Regions from separate parts of the Homo sapiens genome. Here all the other regions are linked to region 3. A link is a loop called in an ENCODE intact Hi-C map of the cell type or tissue named here. Cell type or tissue: MCF 10A. All regions are shown on one strand. Each heading gives the region's core, and the rest is flanking DNA. Links, peaks and the distances in the headings are about the cores only. Region 1 overlaps LINC00540 (long intergenic non-protein coding RNA 540). Region 2 has its middle 23 kb from the start of LINC00540. Region 3 has its middle 22 kb from the start of MICU2.

Region 1 (8,609 bases), core at 203-8,202, 650 kb after region 3:
GAAGATTTTATTAACATACTTCTAGAAGTTTATTAAATATCTGCACAGGAACTGTAATTTGAGATCAGTGGTGGAAAGAGAATAAAGGAATCACGTGGACATCAGCTCTGAGGCCTGTGGCCCCACTTGCTTCTGGGCTTTCTATAGACATTTGCTGGTGACCTGCCCAGGCAGGCTAGAGTACCCTTCCTCATTGCACCCTGTGTTCCCATCCTCTTTTCCTTCCTTCCTTCCTTCCTTCCTTCCTTCCTTCCTTTCTTCCTCCATCCCTTATGAAACCCTCGTTGTGCAGTTACTTATTAGGTGCTGTGTGAGCGTCTGAAGTCTCCCCTCACCCACTTTTCCATTTGGGCCACTTGGCCAGTGATTGCATCAGTACCAGGGTTCTAGGAGCCATGCAGGGATCCCCAGTGGGCAGAGCTGGCCGTAGCATTTGGAAAGGAAGAGAGAGAACTGGAGACAATGCCTAGGAACAAAAGCAGAGTCCAGACCCAGGCATCAAGTGCAAATCCAAAGGCTCTGGATGAGTCAGTTCCCAGCAAAGGGACACAAGTAGGCACAGAAGGAAGGACAGCAGAAAACACTGGTCCAGAGAGGGCCTGCAGAGCCAGAAGCGATGACGCATCCAAGGTTGTGTTTGACTTCTGCACTGCCTCTGCAACCTGTAAGCACATCTGAGCCAGTTCAGAAAGTAGGAAAACCAAAGTATATCAGAAATGGCCTCTTATCATCAAGGAGATTTTGGTCTAGATTGCTTATTGCTCAGGAGAAATCACCACTTTTTAAAAAGATATGCTGAGATAGGGTTTAGTTGGGATAGAAAAGGTTATTAAACTACGGGACACCCTTCCTTTACAGAGTGTAAGCACTACTACCCCTTTTGTTTGTCTGTTTTTCTTATTTTTCTCACAGATGCAGTTCCTGCATTAGTATTGATAAATGTGTGGCTGCTCCACTTGGAGTGTTTTCAAAGCATAAATCACAGCATTGATGGTGCTGTGGTTTGGCTCTTCCAGCCCTCTTAACAACGGTCTGATGGACTTGGCGAGAGTCTAGCCACGTGTTCTGGCCTCTGTCACTCTCATGGCTGAAACGCATGCACACCCACAGATGGGGGCCCCGTGGTAGAGATGTGCCTCTACTTGTCAAATAGACTGACTCCAAATTCGGAAATATGCCTCAGGAATCTAGAAAGATAGAAAAGGAGTCTTCGTCACTGTAGGGTCTCATTCACAATATGGAGGAGAGATGGAGGGGAGTTTTTGGTATAAATTTTGCCTCATAAAAATTCTCCACGTTGTTTTGTACTGTATGAGGGTAGCGAGAAATTAGTTGATGGTTAACAATCAAGCTGGAGAAGAATATCCTCAATTTTTCACATGGAAAATGAAAAACTACAACTCCTTCCAAATATATGTATGTTTCTTTTCTGAAGATAGACGTGTGTGTGTTTGTGTGTATCATATAACATTTATTTTTTGATTTCTTTGTTATCAACAGTAAAAATACAGAAAATGATGCCAAAGAGAATTTCTGATTTTTCTTTCCTTGTTTTCCATTAAAGTGTATTACAAATAATGTCTTCAAACACAATAGCATGCATAGTGGCTTAAATTGGATTCTTCCTGGGCCACTCTGTTTAGGATCCAGGTTTTTAACATTGTTCTTCTAAGTGCATCCATGTTTCCTGAGATCCACAAAGCTTGATCTCATCCGTGGAACCACCTGGCCTAGAACCAGCTGCGGCTCTTACTGTGGTCCCCAGACGGGCAGCCTCTGCATCACTGGGAGCTCCTTTGAAAGGCAGGTTCTTGGGCTTCACCCAAGACCCACTCAATCAGAAACTCCAGGGGCGGGCCTAGCCATCTGTGTTTTAACAGGGTGAGGCCGATGCTGGTGCAGGCTTTACTGCTTCCAATAGTTGTGCAAACTTGAACTAGATGATTAACTTTCTTAAATCTCAGTTTCTTTACTTGTAAAATGAAGCTAGTATTATTTACTCATTGGACTATTAGGAACACCAAGTTTATAATACATTGTCTAACACGCTGTATGTATCACTTAATAAGTGTTTTCTTCCTCTTCCCCATCCAGAGCACTTTCTACCCTCTTCCCCCTCACCTGCCTCTAGACCAATAATATATCAATTCTGTTTTTATAAGGAATTAGTCAACATAAAAATTTCAATGTAGATCTTGCATCAATTTGGTGCAATGCACTTGGAGGCTATTTCTATTAGTACACCTTTAAAACAAAATGCTGAACAACTGCTGTGTTGTTTTCTAGGTTAAAAGCAATCCTCCCAAAGAAGTAGAGGTCTCAACTTTTACATCTTGATTTTACTGCAAAGAATATAGAAGGTTTAAAAGACAGGGTCTTTCTATGTCTCTAGGAACTTTTGTGCTTCCCTCATCTAGAAGAACCAGGAGTAACTCCTTCATTGGAGATCGTCTTTCACTTGGAGTTTAAAGCATTTTGCTTATGTGACACCCTTTTTTGAAATGGCCTCTTTGATGTGGAGAGGCAGAGGGTATCTTAATGAATTCTAGACTGCTTTCTGCACAATCCATCTCTGAAAGCTGAGGAAGATGGATCCTGTTTTGTCATCTAGCTTCTTGCTACTCAGTATATGTTCCATAGGGACCAACAACAGTGGGAGCTGGTGAGAAATGAGGAATCTCAGACCCCTCCCTAGGCCTACAAAACCAGAATCTGCATTTTAATAAGATCTTCAAATAATTCGTACTCATATTACTGATTTGACACTGGATGAGTTCATTGTATCTATTTAGGCAAATAGATATGAAAAATTAAAGGGAACTTTTCTGGCTGTTTGAAAACACCTTCTTTTCAATGAAAATTTTAAACTGCTTCCTGTGGCTCACAATGGACCCAAAATTAGAACTAAATTCTGCCTAAGTGCTTTTCTTTAAACTGTATCACCTAAGGGATATATAAAGAGGCAAGAGTTTAGAACTCACTAAATCTAGAAGACATAACTCTAAATAAGAGCGTGACGCAGGAAGTCAGTTGATTGGTGGTGTCCCTGCATCACTTTCTTGGAGACCGTCTTGCCCATCCTGTAACCACACACTCTTCCTTCTTATGCTTTGCGCTTCTCCAATTCCGTAAGCACTGACCGGAGCATTTCCATTAATGGAGTTGCCTTTCCAAGAGATTTTTATTACAGGGTTTTAAAAATGAGGCCTTCAAATTCTTAAGACCGAAAGGAATGAAAGTATAACTGTGATTATAAGATTATAGAAATCATCATGGGTTGAACTTTGGGAGTAAGAACTCCTGTCTTGAACTGTTTAAAACATGCTAGGAAGATGACTATTGATTTGTTAGTCTGTCTATATCCCAAGAACTGTATTCGGTGCGAGGGATACTAGGGAACGGTGTCCTCTTCACAACACTTGGAGTCTATACTTTTCTTGGGTATACCATCTTGTAAGATTTTGAACCAGCAGAATACTAGGGTGTACCCAAATTTGTAATGTAGCTGGTGCCCCCTGCTGGAACAGGGTTACTTAAATTTCCATCTTTTGGGCCATCTGTGCCAGCAACCCTGTTAAGACACAGCCTTGCCAACGTAGCCTATGGGTATAAGAGTAAGTCATTTAATTAACCTCTGCTTCAGTTCCCTGACATATAAGAGTAGAATAACAATAGCAGCCAATCCCAAGCTTCTTGTTGAAAGGTAGAATTAATTAGGGATGACAGTAAAATACTTCATGAAAACTGGATACTAAATAGTGATAAATGTTTGAACATGCCTCCAGTGTTCCTCTGGCAGGAAATGACAATGTGGTATGTGTTATTACTAGACTCGATGTTGCTAATTTTATCTGGTTATTAATTCTCACTTGTCTTAAAGTTGAAATGCACACATACACCTTCATCCACCCCAATCAATATTACATGAGCTGAAGATTTTTGCTGATAGCATTCTCTAGTGAGCAAGATGTGATGAAGAATGTGCTTCAAACAGAGAGGACAAAATAGGTCAGTAAGTGTCTTTGTGTATTACAGGTATAATACTTTGAAAATCACTGATTTGTACTCCTTTATTGATAGGGGGACTTCTCCTGACACAAGAGTGAGTCCCAGAGAATAAGGGTCCCAGAGATTGAATTCCATATGAAGAAGGGAGGGAGTATGAGATTGAGGAAATGCAAGGAGAAATAAGAGTGCCCCATTTTCCTGGCCGGGAAGGTGATGGAAGAAATAAAAAAGAAAGTGCTAAGGTAGAAAAGTCAGTGTGCATCCTATCTCTCCTTTCATGGATAGAACCCCAGTGGGGTTGGGAGTGGGAGAGTTTTAGCTAGAGGTAGGGCAAAACCCCAAGGACATTCCAGGAGAAGTACTGTAGCTGGAAAGCTGTTTCTCCCAGGAGAAGCTGGGGTCAGTTGGCATCCAGCATGATGTGTGGTTGGCCGAAAGAGGAGGCAAAACAAACAGGACTGAGGCAGGCTCCTGGTCCCACAGCCTGTGTGTGGTGTGCAGGAGATTTTTAAAGTCCCTGCAGAAAATGATGAAGGAGTCAAAACTCCTAGGCTTGAGACCAAGGCTGCAGTTTGCAAATTCTTCAGGGATGAGGCAGGTGGCTGAGACCAAGGATTTTGGAAAGAAGTGCCATCACGATGCCTGGATGGCTGTGGAGTTAGGCACACTGCAGTGCTGTGGGCTCAAGGCAGGGGGGCAGCTCACCTAGAGCACAGGGGAGATTGCAGAATGCTATGCATTTGTAGGGCCCTGCTCTCTGGCACTCATGCCACAGCCAGACTGCAACAGGCTCACCTAAAAGGCCTGGAAGTTACCTTGGAGAAGAGCAAAAGATATAGAACACCCAGAATTTCCTTAAGGAAATATTTGAATTATTGGATCAGACTAAGTTTGACAAACTGAGAAACTGGATCAGCCCCAAGAAACAAGGAAGCTCCACTTGTCTTCATACATCTCACCCTAAAGTATACAGTTGTGAACCTTCTACATGGCTCAAAAATTGTACCAAAATATGCCCAGATTTCCAGGATAATTGGTGGCCCAATTCTTCTAAGTACTGTCAAGTATCAAAACACCTGTGTGATGCTGAAGCCTACATCTTAGAGCTTGTTACGAAGGATCTGGTGTTTGTAGGAATAGAAGATTAATGGAGTTTATAGAGCCTCAATGAGATGAGGAGGCCATTGTGACATCACATTATCAAAATTATTATGGGATATCATGTTAGCAGAAAAGAGATACGGGAGAAAGAAATGGGGGTAGAAAATCTTTAGTTGTTTACTAGAAAAGAAAAAAGCCATATGTGTTCACTGTGATGACACAGAGGTGTTGGGGGGAAAAAATAAAATAAGACAAGAAGCCAAATTCACGAATGTTTAGAAACAAGTGGAAGCTGCGCACATCTCTGATCATTCTGTTGACGCCAGCTTTACAAAATGGAGGCCCACTTTAAAAATAAGTGTACTGAAGGGTTAGGCAAAGGACATGTTTTGTTTTTTTTGTCCTGAAATCTGCAGTCACTGAGATTGGTATTAATGACATCACTATTATGAATGCTGCGATTTCATCTAGTATCTATTCAGTTAACTGCGAACTTGAGGTCTGAACAAGTCCTCTCTTCCTGCTCCTCCCTGCTAAATACAACTTTAAACTCTGGAAATAACCTAAGAGACAACCAAAGGAGGGTACCAAAAAAAGGAAGAGGAAGGTGGGGACTGATGAGGGATCCATACGGGTGAGGGACAACGCAGAGCCAGTGTCCTGTGTCTTATCCAGGCATCTAACCTAACAAGAAAGAGAACCCCAGGCCTGGCAGAAGGCAGCCCAGATAGGCCCATTTCTCCTTGGATCCAATGGGAATCCTACTGAAAACACCAGGTGGGCTGGAGCACCAGCTATCAAGGATTGAACAAGAGTTATGCCAAGGGCCGACACCTAGGGCCAGGGCCAGGGCAGTGATCCTGTTTCTGCAGGTGTGAAGGGACTCTCTTCTTCCATCTGGGGACAACTGGGTTCAGTGGGGAGGCCAAGCGCCCTGCCAGGGAGTCCTTTTCACACTGACCACAAAACCAATATCCATTAAAAATGGGCGAGTCCAATATGATTTATAAATAATAATATGAAAACAAATACAATGTTAACATATAGGATTCCATAACATTAAAAAATACCATGATCAATGTGTTTATTTCAGGAATGCAAGCCTATTTAATATTTATAAATCTATTCTCATCCACATTAATGAATTTAAGCATAAAAATTATATGCTAATCTCCCCAGATATTACAAAGGAATAAGTAATAGCCAATCTTAATAAAAAGAAAATTTGTTATAAAACAAGTGTAGATGAATTCTTCATTGACACGATAAAATATATTTATAATAATGCTAAAGATAGTATTATGACTAGCAAGAAAAAAATGTTAGAAACATTCCCATTAAAATAAGAGATAGGACCAGGGTGTTTGCTGTCTCTGGTCTTTAGCACTTTTCTGGAGCTATAAGCCAATGCAATGTGACAAGAGAATAAAGTTTAAAAACTGAAAATTGAAAAAAGGAAGGGTACAATTTTATTTGTTGGCAAATTGTATAGTAGCATATCTTCAAATAGTCTAGACAATTAACTGAAAAACTCTTCCATAAATTAGAGGCACTCAAAATGAATATGCAGAATATATACAGAATCTATACAGCAAGAGAAGACCCAATTTACAATCCCATACAAATGATAAAGTACCTTGAAATAAATTTAATGAAAAATGTGCTAAAAACAACAAGGTTATATTTATGGGCTTTCTTTTTTTTTTCTTTGAGACAGAGTCTCGCTGTGTTGCCTAGGCTAGAGTGCAGTGGTGCGATCTTGGCTCACTGCAAGCTCCGCCTCCCAGGTTCATGCCATTCTCCTGCCTCAGCCTCCCGAGTAGCTGGGACTACAGGTGCCCACCACCACGCCTGGCTAATTTTTTGTATTTTTAGTAGAGACGGGGTTTCACTGTGTTAGCCAGGATGGTCTTGATCTCCTGACCTCATGATCCATCCACCTCAGCCTCCCAAAGTGCTGGGATTACAGGTGTGAGCCACCGTTCCTGGCTTATTTCTGGACTTTCTTATTCTGTTCCATTGATCTCTTTAACAATTCTTGTACCACTTTTAATCATTATAGCTTTATAATATGTTTTAATATTTAGTAAATCTAGTTCTGTGTAAATGTCTCTGAATAGGAAGCTTGTTTTATTAATGTTATGTACAAGTCTGCATCCATTACAAATATTGGATTTTCAGATACTCATCTAAAATTATTTCTTCTGTGTTGTTCAGTGAAAACAAGCAAGGTGCAGGACACTTTGAGCAGTTGTGCAAAAGCAGGTATAAAATGTATATACATTTTTAGAATGAATAGACTATCTTTGAGATGGTTTGTAAAAAAAAAAAATCATAACATTTATTTCCTCTGGAGAGGAGAACTGGCAACTGGGAGATAAGGACAGGACAGAGAGTGTCATTGTAAAAAGTTTTGTTCTCATTGATTTATGAAACATGTAAATATATTATTGTTTACTCAAAAATAAGTAAATATAAATTTTAAAATATGATCATAGTCTCTACATTTTAATCCTCAGAGATGCCTTTTAAGTTTTTCTGTTAGAAACTTTTAATTCTATTACGCATATATAGGCATTACTTTGCTCTTTAATATTTTTTCAGGGAAAATGACATAAAAATTTAAAAAACCCAGGCAATAACTTTCTACATTATCAGGTTTTATTACGCTAAATTAAATTTACTAAATGCTATTAATTAAATTTTAGTAAATGCTTTTAGAGTATGTGTTCTTTTAACTGATAAGATGGTACTATTCTCATGATGCATTATGTGGAGTCTATAAAGGAAAGTTAATATCACAATGCCTAGAAAAGTTAAAGTTTCTGCCTCATGGGGAAATATGGCTGGTCTTTATTCCAGACTATTTTCAAATAGCCTGCTCAGCCCTCCAAAGCTATGTTGTCTTCTCTGACCTGTTTCTTAATTTATATGTAACTTTTAAATCTGCAAAAGGATATTTCAATTTATTTTTATTTTATTATTATTTTTTGAGACAGAGCCTCACTGTGTTGCCCAGGCTGGTCTGGGATCCTCCCGCCTCAGCCTCCTAAGTAGCCAGGATTAGAGGCTTGCACCACCCTGCCCAGCAATTTTAGTAGTTTGGACTTCCTGTGTCTTCCTTTCTGCTTCCCTATGTCCATTATTCATCTCTAGTCGCTCATCTTCCATGCACATCCAATTCCTCATGCTCCTTGACTGTCTCACACCTCCATGCAAGCATAGACCCAGGTTGGCAAGGTCCTCTTTAAGAAACAGAGTATAAACTTAGAAATATATCATTAATACCAAAGTAAATATTTGTTTAGAGAGACAGAAACAACATAACAAATTATACATTTTAAAAAGCTTTCAAAGGCTATAAACATAAAATCCAGAAAAGTAAGATTTCTTTATGTCCTAACACAACTTCATAACATTTTTTCTCCTGTTTTTTTAGGGGTTCGGGGGGCTACTTGTATTTTGCCTTGACATGTAACAAAAATTTCGTAAAAGTATGT
Region 2 (8,609 bases), core at 354-8,353, 560 kb after region 3:
CTGGATTTCATTTCTTTTAGGCCATCTCAACTGACAGAGCAAAGAAATGTGTGTATATATGCTAATCCATGTATAGACATGTCTGCAAATATTCCTACATATAACTATCAACATCAAGCTAGACATGAGTTCATACTGATATCCCCAAATCTAATCCATTACCACACCCTTCTCCCCATGCTCATCTGTAAATTCTCACTACAACAGAGAGATACCTGACTCCTACTATCCACCATCTATTTACTTAATTTATCAATTACAGTATACATGAGTAGCATTATCAGAATCATTAACCCCTCGCCCCATGGGGAGCAACTCTGTCAACTACAATACAATTGCTTATATGCAGCACCTTTTGCCTTCAGTACTACAGATTCCATTCATTTCCAGAGGTATTGGTTCAGCCCCTTGCCCCCACTCCCTTCATTTAGATTGTCTCACACATTTGTAATACAGTTAGACTCTCTAGTCAGTCTGCGTTCTTTCCTTGGATGCCCTAACTCCCTAAATTATTTTTTTAATTCGCTTACCTTAAGATGCACTCTTTTAAAACTTTTATTATTTTATTTTATTTTTCCATAAGTTATTGGGGTACAGGTGGTATTTGGTTACATAAGTAAGTTCTTTAGTCGTGATTTGTGAGATTGTGGTGTACCCATCACCCAAGCGGTACACACTGCACCATATTTGTAGTCTTTTATCCCTTGCCCCCTTCCAACTCTTCCCCCCAAGTCTCCAAAGTTCATTGTATCATTCTTAGGCCTTTGCATCCTCATATCAATGAGAACATATGATGTTTGGTTTTCCATTCCTGAGTTACTTCACTTAGAATAATAGTCTCCAATCTCATCCAACACTGCAAATATTGTTAACTCATTCCTTTTTATGGCTGAGTATATCATGTATATATCACAGTTTCTTTATCCGCTCATTGATTGATGAGCATTGGGTTGGTACCACGATTTTGCAATTGTGAATTGTACTGCTATAAACATGCATGTGCAAGCATCTTTTTCAAATAATGACTTCTTTTCCTATGGGTGGATATCTAGTAGTGGGATTGTTGGCTCTTGTGTTGTAAAGTTCTATGGATTTTAACAAATACCTAATGTCATATATGCACAACTGTAGTATCATAGAGAATAGTTTCACTGCCCTAAAAATACCTTGTATTTCACCTATGCTTTCTCTCCACGCTCCCTGACGACCACTGATGGTTTTACTCTTTCTATGGTCTTGTCTTCCAGAATTGGATAATTGGAATCATGCAGAATGTAGCCTTTTTGGAGTGGCTTCTTTCACCTACCAATATGCAGTTAAGTTTCTTCCGTGTCTTTTTATGGCTTCACAGCTCATTTCTTCTTATCATTGAATAATATTCTATTGTATAAATACACTAGTTTGTTTACCTACTCACTCACTGAAGGACATCTTGGTTGTTTCCAGTTTTGGGTAATTATGAATAAACCTGCCATAAATATTTCTGTATAGGATTTGTGTGTGAGGGGAGTACCTAAGTTTTCCACTCAGTTGGGTAAATACCTAAGTACATGATTGCTTTGTTGTGTGGTAAGACTATTTTAGCATTGTAAGAAATTCGAACTGCACTATTTTGCATTCCTACCAGCCGTGAATGAGAGTTCCTATTGCCTTGCATCCTCCTCAGCATTTGGAATCATCATTTTTTTCTTTTTTTTTTTTTTTTGGATTTTAACCATTCTAATAGGTGTGTGGTGATATCTTATTAATAATTTAATTTGCAATTTCACAATGACGAATGATGTTGATCATCTTTTAATATGCTTTGACATTTGTGTGTCTTTTCTAGTGAGGTCATTGTTTAAATCTTTTGCCCGTTTTTAACTGGATTGTTTATTTTCTTATTGTCAAGTTTTAGGAGATCTCTGTGTATTTTGGATACAGGTACATTATCTGTTTCTTTTGTTTGTTTGTTTTTTCCTTTGTTCTTTCTTTTTAATTATTATACTTTAAGTTTTAGGGTACATGTGCACAATGTGCAGGTTAGTTACATATGTATACATGTGACATGCTGGTGTGCTGCACCCACTAACTCGTCATCTAGCATTAGGTATACCTCCCAATGCTATCCCTCCCCCCTCCCCCCACCCCACAACAGGCCCCAGAGTGTGATGTTCCCCTTCCTGTGTCCATGTGTTCTCATTGTTCAATTCCCACCTATGAGTGAGAATATGTGGTGTTTGGTTTATTGTTCTTGCAATAGTTTACTGAGAATGATGATTTCCAGTTTCATCCATGTCCCTACAAAGGACATGAACTCATCATTTTTTATGGCTGCATAGTATTCCATGGTGTATATGTGCCACATTTTCTTAATCCAGTCTATCATTGTTGGACATTTGGGTTGGTTCCAAGTCTTTGCTATTGTGAATGGTGCCGCAATGAACATACCTGCGCATGTGTCTTTATAGCAGCATGATTTATAGTCCTTTGGGTATATACCCAGTAATGGGATGGCTGGGTCAAATGGTATTTCTAGTTCTAGATCCCTGAGGAATCGCCACACTGACTTTCACAATGGTTGAACTAGTTTACAGTCCCACCAACAGTGTAAAAGTGTTCCTATTTCTCCACATCCTCTCCAGCACCTGTTGTTTCCTGACTTTTTAATGATTGCCATTCTAACTGGTGTGAGATGGTATCTCATTGAGGTTTTGCTTTGCATTTCTCTGATGGCCAGTGATGGTGAGCATTTTTTCATGTGTTTTTTGGCTGCATAAATGTCTTCTTTTGAGAAATGTCTGTTCATGTCCTTCGCCCACTTTTTGATGGGGTTGTTTGTTTTTTTCTTGTAAATTTGTTTGAGTTCATTGTAGATTCTGGATATTAACCCTTTGTCAGATGAGTAGGTTGCGAAAATTTTCTCCCATTTTGTAGGTTGCCTGTTCACTCTGATGGTAGTTTCTTTTGCTGTGCAGAAGCTCTTTAGTTGAATTAGATCCCATTTGTCAATTTTGGCTTTTGTTGCCATTGCTTTTGGTGTTTTAGACATGAAGTCCTTGCCCATGCCTATGTCCTGAATGGTAATGCCTATGTTTTCTTCTAGGGTTTTTATGGTTTTACGTCTAACGTTTAAGTCCTTAATCCATCTTGAATTAATTTTTGTATAAGGTGTAAGGAAGGGATCCAGTTTCAGCTTTCTACATATGGCTAGCCAGTTTTCCCAGCACCATTTATTAAATAGGGAATCCTTTCTCCATTGCTTGTTTTTGTCAGGTTTGTCAAAGATCAGATAGTTGCAGATATGCGGCGTTATTTCTGAGGGCTCTGTTCTGTTCCATTGATCTGTATCTCTGTTTTGGTACGAGTACCATTGCTGTTTTGGTTACTGTAACCTTGTAGTATAGTTTGAAGTCAGGTAGCGTGATGCCTCCAGCTTTGTTCTTTTGGCTTAGGATTGCCTTGGCAATGCGGGCTCTTTTTTGGTTCCATATGAACTTTAAAGTAGTTTTTTCCAATTCTGTGAAGAAAGTCATTGGTAGCTTGATGGGGATGGCATTGAATCTATAAATTACCTTGGGCAGTATGGCCATTTTCATGATATTGATTCTTCCTACCCATGAGCATGGAATGTTCTTCCATTTGTTTGTATCCTCTTTTATTTAATTGAGCAGTGGTTTGTAGTTCTCCTTGAAGAGGTCCTTCACATCCCTTGTAAGTTGGATTCCTAGGTATTTTGTTCTCTTTGAAGCAATTGTGAATGGGAGTTCACTCATGATTTGGCTTTTTGTTTGTCTGTTATTATGGAACTTATGATGATACATTGTTTTGATGTATTTTAAGTTTCACCACTGTAAGCATTCGAGAGCAGAATCATTTGTTTTTTTTTGAATTATTTCTCTCTCTTTATAATTGTAGTCCCCAAGGTGTTGCTATTTAATGATAGTTAGTTATTCTCATTATTCTTTCCATAGCTAATGCTTAGTTCTCTGCTTGACACATGTATGTATTCATAATTGTTTGATGAAAGCAACAAAAATTAATTCCAGGCACAGCATGTTTTGAAGCCAACCAGCAGAATGCTGAAATATTTTAGTGATATAAAGCTAGTGCTGATGGTGACACATAGAAAGGAATCCCCATTTATTTGTGGTGTTATTTTAAATTAATAAGCTGGTAGGCTTTATTAGTAATGCAGCTACAGATTTCTGACCTCTGGACCCCTCAGGACGAGGAAGGGCAGAGAAGGTAGATTTGGAACTTTATCACTTGTCTGGGCCACCAGAAATATGGATTAGATGTGTGTATTGCTCCATAAACATGCTGACATAGTGCAAGACTTTTGGGTTGCTTCAACAACCCTGTCTTGGCTCTGAGGTCAGATTCTCCTATCCCATTTCCAGCCTGTCCTTTCCTATCTCAGGGAGGAGGAGTAAAACAGGAAAATGTGTTTTGTGTAATTGTTGGAGGTTTAAGAGGTCTAAAATGAGTAGCACCATCTTGAGTCTGTAAAATCAATCAGAGCAGGAATAATGAGCAAAAAAATCTTTTCAACAAAGTTTCAATGAAATCATAACAAGAAAGAAGTGACCATTTAGGCCTCCTTCAGTCTTCTTTATATTATGAGTCAGAAATTCAGGAGGACTTCCAAATGTTCCTACTCTTAAAAAATGAAGACGCCTGTTGTAAAACACTTAACCTAATCAAGGATCACAACCATGTTTCTAGGGCATTCCTGATTGTCTTTGTGATCCTTTGAAATGTTGTTATTGAGAATGTTTTACAGCCATGAATGAATCATGGAAAAAGCCTCTCAAAGTCAAGCTTGAGCACTCCTGGGCTATCATGAACATTTATCAGCTTTTTTGGTGGGAACTTTCTCTCCAGTGTAGTAGAACAGTCCTGAGAACCCGGTCTGCTAATTGCATTGAATTGCTTGAACAGGCTATTTCTTTCTTAAGAAATCACTACCCTTGCTGGAATGAACCAGGCTGTTTCTTCCTGAAAAGTTTACTGTTGTCTTCTTACCCTGGTTCTCTCCTGCCCTCTTTGGGTAAACCTACATTCTAACCTTATTTATTGGTATTCTCTCTTTAAAACTTCAGATGTGCATAATTACTTTCAAAGACAATAGTATCGAATTTTTTTGCAAGTACTTTTACTTTTGATTACTTCAACATTCCCATGAGATAAAGGTCAAAAAATTTAAGCATCACAAGATGATAGCTAAGGTCACACATTTGTAGAGGTGGAACCCAGGCTTCTGTCTCCTAAACCAGGATCACTCCACTGGACTACACGGTATTGAGCACTTGCTACGGACTTTGCATATATTAACTCATAATTTTGAAACGTTATTTAATGCCAGTTTTACATATGAGGGGACTGAGGCTTAGAGAGATAAAGCCATGCTCTCCAAATGATACAGTAATAAATCCCAAAGCTGGTTAATATTTGGATGTGATTGAGTCCAACCTTTGAGCCATGCTCTAACACCTCTGTGGCTTGGCCATAGCTATTTTTCCAAGACCAAGGTCACTTCATTTGGTTGCTTAGGAAATGCCCTGCATAAAGGTGCCTAGCTTTGGATATTGGCTAGGCTGAAATCAGCCCAAGGTTTACTGGCTGGATTCATCAGGCCTTGGGCGTGTCAGAGTCATCAGGGAGGAATAACTTAAACTGGAATGTCCAGTGGGGACACTGTCCCAGGCTTTTTGGAGGGGTGCCTTTTCAGCACATGCAAAGATGCCATATGTGCTGGCTGTGAGCCTGGCTGGGTTTTTCACATGTATTCCTACCTTGGGATCATAGTCCTTGCTGTCTTATCCAGCTCTCCTATAAAATCAGCCTGGGGTATGATCAGGGCTTAAGAGGGAGGAGTTTAGAAATCCCAAAGTTAGTTTATAACTTTTCAGCTAAGTCATGAGGGAAAAATGCGATTTTCATTGGAAATTGCCTCTGTCCCATTCAGGTAGAACTCAATATCTAGGCTTGAGATTATGTACTTTTATAAAGAAACTTCAGAGTTCATTGAAAATGTTATCAGCTACCTACTTGCTACTGATAAAAAAAAAAAGACTATAATATTTACTAAGCAGGTAAAGTATCAGGCTACAAACTGTAAGCTTTCCTATTGCTGATATTTGATGTTTCTGGTGAAACTCAATTCAGTGCCTGAGATGATACCTGGGAAGTCTGTAAAACTTCAAAGATCTATAAACGAGTCAACTTAACTACCCCAAATATCCCAGTGTGCCATTTGTACTTCAGCTTTCCCACATGTTTACTGAGAACGAAAACTCAAACCACACACAGGGGTTTGAAGCAAAGTGGGTCTATTAGTTGGGGAATTCTGAGCTTCTAAAAGAGATGTAGAGTGATTGAGTTCCGGATTACATAGGAGAGGTTGTTAGCCTTGTGAGAGTGTCCTTTGTTCAGGTCCAGGTAATAGGAACTAGAGTGCTCCTTAGGATAGGAAGGGATTTAACAAGTGTTATTTACACAGTGAATACAATGATGGGCCCAACTGGTTTGCAGGTCAAGGAAAGTCAGGGAACTGGGCAGCTCACTGGGCTACGCTGTATCTGCATCACACTGCTAAACCTATCACCTATTGCAGGAGTGGAAAATGCTATGGACACATGAGTTACGATTGCTGTGAAAACCATAGCTTTGCATTTATTGACTTCGTTGTGTTTAAAGTTTTAGTGTTGTGTCAGCATGTTTGAGGAAGGTGTGCAGGGTAGAATATATGTCTCACTTTCAGATGAAGGTCAGTCTAACTTAACACATTCTTTCCCCCTTAATAGAAAGTTACAGAAAACTGTCAGACTTCAACTCTGGTTCAATAGCTCCAGTTCCATTGGCCCGACTTAGAAAATATCAGTCTGGGTCCAACTCACAAAATTTAGACCCAGAAGGAAAAATAAATTCCTTGTGAGGTCATCCCTCCAGTCTGAACACTATCTGGTAGACTCCTTGAGCCACTAAAATGGCAAAGATCTTGGCCGTCTGCCCAGATATTGGAGAGGATGGAAGAGTTAAGCAAAGGAGCCAGGAGTTGTGGCGCAGGAGAGCACTGAGCCTGAGCAGGGAAACAGAGCGACTCAAGGCTGTGCGGACTGAGTGGCTGCTTGTGGTGGAGCAGAGAAGAGCAGACTCCATGTGTGTGCTTGGGGTGGGGAATTGGGGATACCTGAAAACCAGAGAAAAAGAAGATGCTTACTCATTACTTTACAAGTGTGGAGTCACAAAGAGTTTCAGAAAATGCAAGAACATCACTGTCTGCCTTTTCTTGTTTTCAAAAGTCCAACAGAAATTTAAAGGTATAGAAAAAGTAGGGGCAGAGCTTTGATGTTTGTGAGCTCTATTTGGTAAGTAGATTGGGTGTGAGTGTGCATCTGTGCTTCTGGCCGTGCTCCTCAGTACTCAACACCTCCTCGGTCTGCATTCACAGCCAGCAGCCTGTTACTGACCTTTATAAAAATCAGCCTGAGATGGTGCATTTCAGCAGTGCAGCTCATAAGCAGCAAGCTGAGGAGATACTTCTTTCTGTAGGGTTGTGTTTTCAAGCCAACTGGTTATCTGAATGAAGTTGAGAGGACCAGCAACCCCTGAGTCCTAACACTGTGTGTCTCAAATTTGTTTTCCAACAGTTTTTTTTTTTTCAGGCATTTGGGAATATTGAGAAAATATCATAATGTTTATTTTATTTTATTTTAAAAATGTTTCTAAAAAGCAATGTGGTACCTTTGTATTTCTCTCTGGATAAAATCATGTGAAATTATTTTTTATTGCTGGACAGACTGCATTGTTAACCCTTATCGTGTGCAGTGTGTGTCAGTAATGCATTACAGACAGCACACACTTATTGGACTCTGTAGCCTCTTAAAATACGGGTAAAAGCTGCTCTAAGCATCAAAATATCTCTGTTCTCCCAAGAGCAGTAGATATTGAGTTACTGATTGTTAGTTTGATGGATATGGTTTAAACACTTACTTTAAATAAAAGTACACATAAAACAGACCCCATTTTTGAAACACCTTTGATCTATAAGAGGTATGAAACAAGAATAGATTTTACTGAGGACTAACATATTCTCCATCAACCTGGTTGGCTTTTTACATATTTTTATAAAAGATAAATATTTTGCACATCCCTTGAGATGGAGAGAAAGTTCTAGAAAGGTGTTACAGTGCAGGTTTTCTTTTTTTAAAAGCTGTTTTTGGTTTGCCAGAATCTTCTACTTCTGCAGAATTTCCCTCCAGCCTATTTCAGCTGAAGACCTGATGGCAGCTGACGTCCATGGGAGAACATTCACAAGCCCATGCGTTCAGGTCCTCTGGGCACTTTCCTTATGAGGATAACATCTTTGTTGGTTTAAGTTACTTTTGCATGTTACAGGAGCCTGATATATAGAAGGTTGCCTGACTTTATATTTCAAATTTTTCTTTGCTGAGAACACACATAAAAATCCATATCTTTGAAGATGGAAAAAAGAATAATCTGCACATCTGCATAATGTCCTGGATGTATTCCTGACAGTAAAAACATTTCTCTGCCCATAGTTGGTGGGGAGAATTAGGCTGATAGTTGTTTTATTTATTCAGCATTCAGAATTTACAAGCATA
Region 3 (8,609 bases), core at 108-8,107:
AAGACAGTCCCTGCTTTCAAGAAGTTTGCAGTTTTGGGAGAAATATATAAACAACTCTTACATAAGGTAAAATGGGATAAATGCTGCAAGAAAGGTTCAAAGTGTTTGGGATATATTTGAGAAAGAAGGGATTAATTATGACTGGGAGTGTTCTTAGAAGAGGTAATAGAGTTTGTGTTGGGAATTCAAAAGTGGCAAGTACACCGATAGTAGACATTCCTCAAAAGACGTTACCACTAGAGCTACTTGAGCAAAGCTGCTGAGGCAAGACAGAATAGACCATATTTTGGGAGAACACCAACAACTGTTGAGTGTGGTTCAAGAGAAGTGTCATGCAAGATAAGGCTGAAAAGACGTTTAAAGATCCAAGAGTGAAGCACTGTGCTTTGAATTCTATGTTTAGAGGCGAATCACCAAAGTTTCTAATTGGAGGATTAGGAGATCAGTTAGAAGGCTGTTGAAATGGTCTAAGAGTCCAAAAATGAAGAGTTGACTGAGGACAGGAGCAGAGGATGTGGTGAATGGGGAGCCCGGAGGCATAAGGTAGAGGTAGAATCAAAAGGTCCTGGCAGGTTATGGGATGTTGAAGATGAGGGAAACCACGGAGCAATTAGAATCTTGGCATTGCTTTGCCATGAACGAGGAAGGGCCCAGGGAGGAGCAGCTTTATGAAGGGAGAAGAGATGGGGTGAAGAAGGGAGAGTGACAACTTCATTTTGGTCTAGTGGTATCTGAAGCTTATTATTATTATTTTTTGTAATCAGAGTCTTGCTCTGTGGCCCAGGCTGGAGTGCAGTGGTGTGATCTTGGCTCACTGCCACCTCTGCCTCCCGGGTTTAAGTGATTCTCCTGCCTCAGCCACCTGAGTAGCTAGTACTACAGGTGCCCGCCACCATACCCGGCTAATTTTTGTATTTGTAGTAGAGATGGGGTTTCACCATGTTGGCCCAGGCTGGTCTCAAACTCCTGACCACAGGTGATCTGCCTGCCTCGGCCTCCCAGAGTGTTGAGATTACAGGCATGAGCAATGGCACCTGGCCTCTGAAGTATTTTTGTAATAATGATGTAGGGAAGTCCAGCAGGTAGTGAAAATGCATTTTTGGAATTTTGAAGAGCAGTCAGGGTTAGGTTCTTAGGCTCAGAGATGAAGAGTATTAACTAAAGAATGAAGTTTACAAAGAAAGGGGATGACGAGCTCTTTTTATACTATAGAAATACTATATTATTGGCTGGGTGCGGTGGCTCACGCCTGTAATCCCTGCACTTTGGAAGGCTGAGGTGGGTGGATCACGAGGTCAGGAGATCGAGACCATCCTGGCTAACATGCTGAAACCCCGTCTCTACTAAAAAATACAAAATATTAGCCAGGCGTGGTGGTGGACGCCTGTAGTCCCAGCTACTCGGGAGGCTGAGGCAGGAGAATGGCTTGAACTCAGGAGGCAGAGCTTGCAGTGAGCCGAGATCGTGCCACTGCACTCCAGCCTGGGCGACAGAGCAAGACTCTGTCTCAAAAAAAAAATAAATAAATAAATAAATAAATAAAAATAAATAAATGCTATATTATCCACATTTGAAGTAAATTTATTGTATTGGGAGACACAGAAACAAAAGCATTAGCATTTACTAAGCATAACTGCCTAAAGAGGAAAAGGTATACAAAAAGGAAAAACATTAATAGGGTAAGAAAAGACTTAAGGATTCTAGGGAAAGAAGTATGTATCACCCTCAGGGCCTAATTGAAAGAAGTATTTGATTGAAGGATGTCTCATTATTGGGGGATTTAAAATTTTCTAATGGGTCATTGAAATGTTGTATAATATATTTACACAAAAATTTGGATAGGACAGATTACAGGGCTTTCCAGGCAGCCATTGAACTGGAAAAATACTTTTACCTGCTATAATTAAGTCCTTCTAATCAAGTAAAAGACATTTCTAGTTATATGTAATTTGACTATGATTTCCCCAATGGTTGCCCAAAATGGAATGGGCTTCATTGGGAGGCCTTACATTTTCCACTCAGGAAATGTTCAAGAAAAATCTGATTGGCCATTTGTTGAGGATATTTCAAAAGGCACCCCTACTCTGAGTGGGAAGCTGGCCTCAGTGACACCCTGAATGTGAGAGGTTTCCATGTTGTTTCCAGGATTGGTTGCTCAGGACTGTGTCAGGCACTGTCTATAAGAAGCTGGTTACTGTTCTCTGACAATCCTGTTGTTAATTCTCATGGAACCCAAAGTGGAAAGGACCACAGAAAATTGTAAATAATTAGTGCCTTTCATCTTTCCTCATGATTCTTATTTTTCTAACCTTTTTTTAAAATTTGAGACGGAGTCTTGCTCCGTTGCCCAGCTGGAGTGTAGCGGCATGATCTCGGCTCACTGCAACCTCCACCTCCTGGGTTCAAGCCATTCTCCTGCCTCAGCCTCCCAAGTAGCTGGGACTACAGGCACACACCAGCATGCTCAGCTAATTTTTGTATTTTTAGTAGAGATGGGGATTTCACCATGTTGGCCAGGATGGTCTTGATCTCTTGACCTCGTGATCTGCCCGCCTTGGCCTCCCAAAGTGCTGGGATTACAGGCGTAAGCCACCGTGCCCCGCCAATTCTTATTTTCTAACCCTTTAACGTTTTCAGTTCCTGGGTGTGAAGAATAAGAATGAAAACATGTTTTAATGGATGTTTTACTTTGTTTAAATTTTGAAAGGGGCCATGAAGAGAAGATTTATTTTTAAACAATATCTTTGAAAGTGCATATCCCCCTTTGCATGTGTCTGCTTTGCCTTCAACTTTCCACCCTGCTGTGAGTAGCACTAGAGCTGAGCCGATGCCCCTTGAACTTCGCAGCCTGAAAAACCATGAGCTAAATAAACCTCTTTTCTTTATAAATTAAAAAAAAAATGTTGAGCCAACTTTTTGGGTTTAAATGAAAAAATTATCAAAGTATGTTATCATAGTTGACAACTTGATACCAATACAAAATGCCTTATATGTTTTTGAATTGACTACAACATTGAAAATTTTGTCTATACATACGTGATACACTTAATTACTTAGCTTTTTTTTTCTTTTTTTTTTTTTGAGACAGAGTCTCCCTCTGCAGCCTAGGCTGGAGTGCAGTGGCGCGATCTCAGCTCACTGCAAGCTCCGCCTCCCGGGTTCACGCCATTCTCCTGCCTCAGCCTCCTGAGTAGCTGGGACTACAGGCGCCCGCCACCATGCCTGGCTAATTTTATTTTGTACTTTTAGTAGAGACGGGGTTTCACCATGTTAGCCAGGATGGTCTCGATCTCCTGACCTCGTGATCTGCCTGCCTGGGCCTCCCAAAGTGCTGGGATTACAGGCCTGAGCCACCGCACTCAGCCTATTTGAATTTTAATTGCTTTTCTGTGCTTGGAATATGTGTTTATGCTCACTATTGTCATATAATTAGTCCAACTGAAAATGGAAAAACTGAAAATAGTCTTCATAAATCTTTTTTAAAACATTTTTTAAATAAATTTTTTTTTGTTTTAATAGAGATGAGGTCTTGCTGTGTTGCCCAGGCAGGTCTCAAACTCCTGGGCTCAAGTGATCCTGCTGCCTTGGCCTCCCAAAGTGCTGGAATTACAGGTGTGAGCCACCATGTAAAGACAGCCAGTCTTTGTACATATTAAATAAAAATAAAGATAAAATATAACTACTTAGTATCTTCATCTACTCCAGTAGTGCTTTTATAATAGATTAAAAATAAGATTTTTGTTCTATCGTTTTGCCGTTTTGTAGTCAGAGTCAGTATTAGTTCAATGTGTAGTCTCGTTAGCAAGCATCATAGTCACATCTACTTTGCTAACAATAGGTGGCACCAGCACACAAGCGTCTCATCTGTATTCAACCCAACAGAAATACCAAGAGATAGGAGGGAAATAGAAAATATTCAAAATGCTCGAAGGCAACGAATTCAATTCTGATGAACAGATATGTTGGGGAGCCACGTGAAATAAGAGTTGTGCTCCAGTGGGTAGGCGCTTCAAACTATGGACATAAATGCCCAAATATGTGAGGTAGTTTGGTCTTTTATTGAGAAAAATGAAAGAAAAACAAGCTGTCTTGGGAAATGTCTAACCAGAAAATCTATCTGATTTCTCAAAATAAATTCCGAAGAACAGAGGACACCAACGATTGTACCTGTGTGTCGCACTACAACACTGGCAGAAGTAGAAGCTGCACGAGAGAGTGGGGAAGAAAAAGCAAGAAGGGTAGAAATGGGATGATAATCAAATGCCCCAGGACTTTGAAACTTCAAAAAAAAGGTGTTATGTACTTTCTGCTTATTTTTTCCTAAAATGTGTAAAAAGCGTGCTGATCATGTAGATGACTAAGAAAATGTCCTCAGGGGAGAGAAAAACCCATGAAGATGGAGAATTGATTACAATTATCATACAACATTTCTCGTCACTTACGTTTTGCATTTGTAAAACTAGCACACATGAAACTTTTATTAATTTTTTCTTATTCTTTTTCTTTCTCTTTCTTTTTCTTTTCTTTTTTTTTTTTTTTTGAGATGGAGTCTTCCTCTGTTGCCTAGGCTGGAGTGCAGTGGCGCAATCTTGGCTTACTGCAATCTCCGCCTCCTGGGTTCAAGCAATTCTCCTGCCTCAGCCTCCCGAGTAGCTGGGGTTACAGGCAGCCGCCACCACACCCAGCTAAATTTATTGTATTTTTAGTGGAGACAGGGTTTCATCATGTTGCCCAGGCTGGTCTCAAACTCCTGACCTCAAGAGATCTGCCTGTCTTGGCCTCCCAAAGTGCTGGGATTACAGGCGTGAGCCACCATGCCCCACTCTTTTATTAATTTTTTCTTAAGAAGCAGTGCAATTTGGGTGTTTATCACCAGAGTGTTGCCAACCTTCACTACACAAAGGTTTCTTTTAAAATAAGCTAAATTTAATTGTATATCACCTTGTAAAAACCTAATTGCTGTTAAATTTTCTCTTTAAACTAAAATCTTTATTGAAATAAGAGCACAACAATCAATGGATTAATTTAATACCTCTGAGTCTCCTTCATTTATTTGTGAAATGTAAGGGAGGAATATTTTAAATGTTCCTCCACTGTTGTATAAGAATGATATATGATTTAGAGCAAGAATTAAGGAAATATAAACACCCAAGTACAACAGTACAACTAAATATCTTATTATGAATACTTTAAAGTTAATTCTTTAATTTTTTTCCTTCTAGTTATAGGTTGACAAATTTATTGTGAATCTTTTTTTTTTTTTTTTTTTTTTGAGATGGAGTCTCACTCTGTCTCCCATGCTGGAGGCCAGTGGCACGGTCTCAGCTCACTGCAAGCTCCGCCTCCTGGGTTCACACCATTCTCCTGCCTCAGCCTCCCGAGTAGCTGGGACTACAGGCGCCCGCCACCACGCCCAGCTAATTTTTTGTGTTTTTAGTAGAGACGGGGTTTCACCATGTTAGCCAGGATGGTCTCGATCTCCTGACCTCGTGATCCGCCTGCCTGGGCCTCCCAAAGTGCTGGGATTACAGGCGTAAGCCACCACGCCTGGCCTATTTTGAATCTTTCCTAATACCAAACATCTACAAGGGTATAGTATGGCTCAGGTGGTTTTTGGACTTTATGGTCTTTGGAGTAAAAATACATTGCTTTGAATATATACACATTACTTGAATATCTTTTGCTAATAAAATATTTCTTCTATTATCTACTTTTCTTGCTTGCCTATGGAAGCTATGATTACATCTCAAATCCTAATTTTTTTTTTTTGAGATGGAGTCTCGCTCTGTTGCCCCGGCTGGAGTACAGTGGCGCGATCTCGGCTCACTGCAAGCTCCGCCTCCCGGGTTCACGCCATTCTCCTGCCTCCCCAGTAGCTGGGACTACAGGTGCCCGCCACCACACCCAGCTAATTTTTTTTGTATTTTTAGTAGAGATGGGGTTTCACCATGTTAGCCAGGATGGTCTCGATCTCCTGACCTCGTGATCTGCCCGCCTCGGCCTCCCAGAGTGGTGGGATTACAGGCGTGAGCCACCGCGCCCGGCCTCAAATCCTAATTTTTAAATCAAATACTTAAAATTAGTAATTCTCCTTAGCAATTCAGTAAGTTTTGTAACCTAACCTTAATACTCATCAATGATACAAAATACTTTGGAAGGTGAAGCATTAAAAAACAACTTTAAGAAACATACACTACCCATATAACATATATTTTTAAATATTAGGTCAAATTATTTTTTTTTCATAAAATCACTCCCAACATTCCGAATTACCCAGATTGCCTGAGTTTGATAATTGTCTTTACTTGTATATATCTCTCTCCAAGTAGATGCTAAGGTACTTGAAGCCAAATTACTTTCTTGAGTATTTCACTGATAATTTTTTGTGCTACTTTCTCTGCCTTCCCCAATCCTTGAATCCTTCTTAGTCTGATGTCACACATCTTAGATGGATTCTGATCCTGTCTGGGTTTCTGTCAGAAGTAATCCAGTATCCGTATTATTTTGTAAGAAACCTGCGTTTTTCTTCGCTGTGCACTTCTGCTACCACTATTCCAACTGCTTTCTTCCAGAATTTTGTAATTTCTCACCTGCTGATGTGTCTCTCCTGATCTCATTATTACTTACGTTTGTATTTTAACAGAGTATCAGAAAAGAGAGAAGATAAATGTGTGTGAATATATATTTTTATGTAGTCATTTTTGTTTGTAATTGAAACTCTGGGAATTCAAAATTAACATCCTTGCCCGTGAGCTTCTTATAGACACCAGAAAAAGTTTCAACCTTGTGTTCCACATTGTTCTGCTGTGCTTTGTCCAAATGAACCTTTATGAGCCGGCTGCCATCTAGTTTCACGCGGATTCTCTTGCCCACAATTTCGCTTGGGAAGACCAAGTCCTCAAGGATGGCATCGTGCACAGCTGTCAGAGTATGGCTCCTGGGACGCTTTTGCTTATTTTTTGTACGGCTTTTTCGAGTTGGCTTAGGCAGAATTCTTCTCTGAACGATAAAGACGACATGCTTCCCACTGAACTTTTTCTCCAATTCGCGTACTAGCCGGACTTGAATTTTCTGGAAAGATTTCAGTTGAGGAATGGGAACAAAGATTATGATAGCTTTCCGACCACCACCAAGTTCAATTTCCTTGGCTGCCGTAATATTCAGCTCCCTGAGCTGAGCTTTGAGGTCCGAGTTCATCTCCAGCTCCAGAAGAGCCTGGGAGATGCCGGACTCGAACTCGTCCGGCTTCTCATCATTGGGCTTCACGATCTTGGCGCTCGAACTGAACATGGCCTTCTCCTGGGAGAACTCGCCGAGCGCCGGCTTAGGAAGAGGTCTTCTTTAACTAGAACTGAAAGTAGTTTTATGGTTATTTGGGTGAGAATTTAAGACATTAACTTATATTGGTGGTTCTTAAAGTGTGGTCCTCGGACAGCAGCATCAGCATCACCTGGGTGTTTGTTAGCAATGCAGAATCTTGGACCTGTCCTGGACCTGCTGAATCAGAATTTCAGGGATACGGCCAAGTAGTCCTTGCTTTAAGAAGCACTCCGGGTGATTCTATTGCAAGGTAAAGTTTGAGAGCCACTAATTTAATTGGACATTCTTAGGGCGTCGATTCTTTGTTAACCTCTTTGTTTTTATATTGAGTGAATGTTTGTACTTCTCTTTATTGTTTCCTTCTTTTGACTTTCTGTTTATTTATTTATTATTAACTTCCTAAGGGCACGTCTAAATTCTAGTCTTTATTCTTTTCTAATATAAGCATATGTCTTAACATTTTTTTGAAGTACCAATTTTGCTATATCCTCGCAAGTATTCAAATATAGTATTTCTAGCATTCATTTACACATACTCAAAATTTTCCGTTACAATATCTTCTTTTACCCCTTTTTCGAGGTTTAAAAATTCCAAATACAGACTTTGGTTTATCTTTTTGTTACTGTGTTTCTCAAGTTTAGAGAATGTGGCCAGTGTGATATTTCTTTAAAATATAGAGACTTGCTTTATTTTACTTTCTGTAAATATCTCATTTGTGCTTGAGAAGAACGTATATTTTCTAATTATTGACTGTGTTCTGAATATGTTCAGTAAGTCAAGCTTGCCGTTGTGTTGTTGGAATTCTCTATAGCTATAGCTGCTGGTTTTTATTCTTTGTTTCCTTGACTTGGCTTTTTTCTTTGTTTGAGAAAGATGTGTTGAACTCCCCTGCCCCCACCTTATGATGGTAATTTCTCAATTTCTTCCTGCAGTTCTAGCAACATTTGCTTGATACACTTTGAGATACATAAATTTTAGAATTACAGTGATTTGGAATTTCTTTTTCTATATCTTTACTTTTAAATTTTCCGTAGTCCAGATGTTTTAGGTCTGATTTTTGTGAGCTGCATATGGCTGGTTTTTGCCTGTTTTTTATTGGAAAATTTGACCCACTTTTATTGGGATTATAGATATATTTCATTTTGTTTCAATCATCTCACTTGGTACTTTCTATTTGTCTAGATTTTCCTATGCTTTTACCCCTTCCTTCTTGCCTTTTAAATACTGATTTAAAAAATTTTATTCATTTAATTCATTATTTCCCTGTCTACTGGCTGAAAATTATTACA

What was found. Hi-C counts contacts between places; a loop is a spot of excess contacts. Peaks named below come from ENCODE experiments on the same cell type or tissue, not always from the same donor. Only the 100,000 strongest peaks of a DNase experiment are listed, where the experiment ranks them.
Region 1: it touches region 3 in a loop (14-fold over the local background); 56 of 110 quality-filtered maps call a loop at or near these places.
Region 2: it touches region 3 in a loop (8-fold over the local background); 6 of 110 quality-filtered maps call a loop at or near these places.

The regions. Positions count from the first base shown.
Region 1 is chr13:22,274,997-22,283,605 of GRCh38, forward strand. It overlaps LINC00540 (long intergenic non-protein coding RNA 540), which reads left to right. Exons shown (of 2, transcript NR_103810.1): 2 at 1-1,525. Among named protein-coding and RNA genes, the nearest start is that of LINC00540, 69 kb to the left of the region's middle. In MCF 10A, for the core only: a CTCF peak has its summit at 3,526 (motif pointing left); no DNase peak of the experiment used is centred there.
Region 2 is chr13:22,182,686-22,191,294 of GRCh38, forward strand. No RefSeq gene overlaps it. Among named protein-coding and RNA genes, the nearest start is that of LINC00540, 23 kb to the right of the region's middle. In MCF 10A, for the core only: no CTCF peak of the experiment used is centred there; no DNase peak of the experiment used is centred there.
Region 3 is chr13:21,621,726-21,630,334 of GRCh38, forward strand. It overlaps the pseudogene RPS7P10. Among named protein-coding and RNA genes, the nearest start is that of MICU2, 22 kb to the left of the region's middle. In MCF 10A, for the core only: no CTCF peak of the experiment used is centred there; a DNase peak (open chromatin) is centred at 3,846.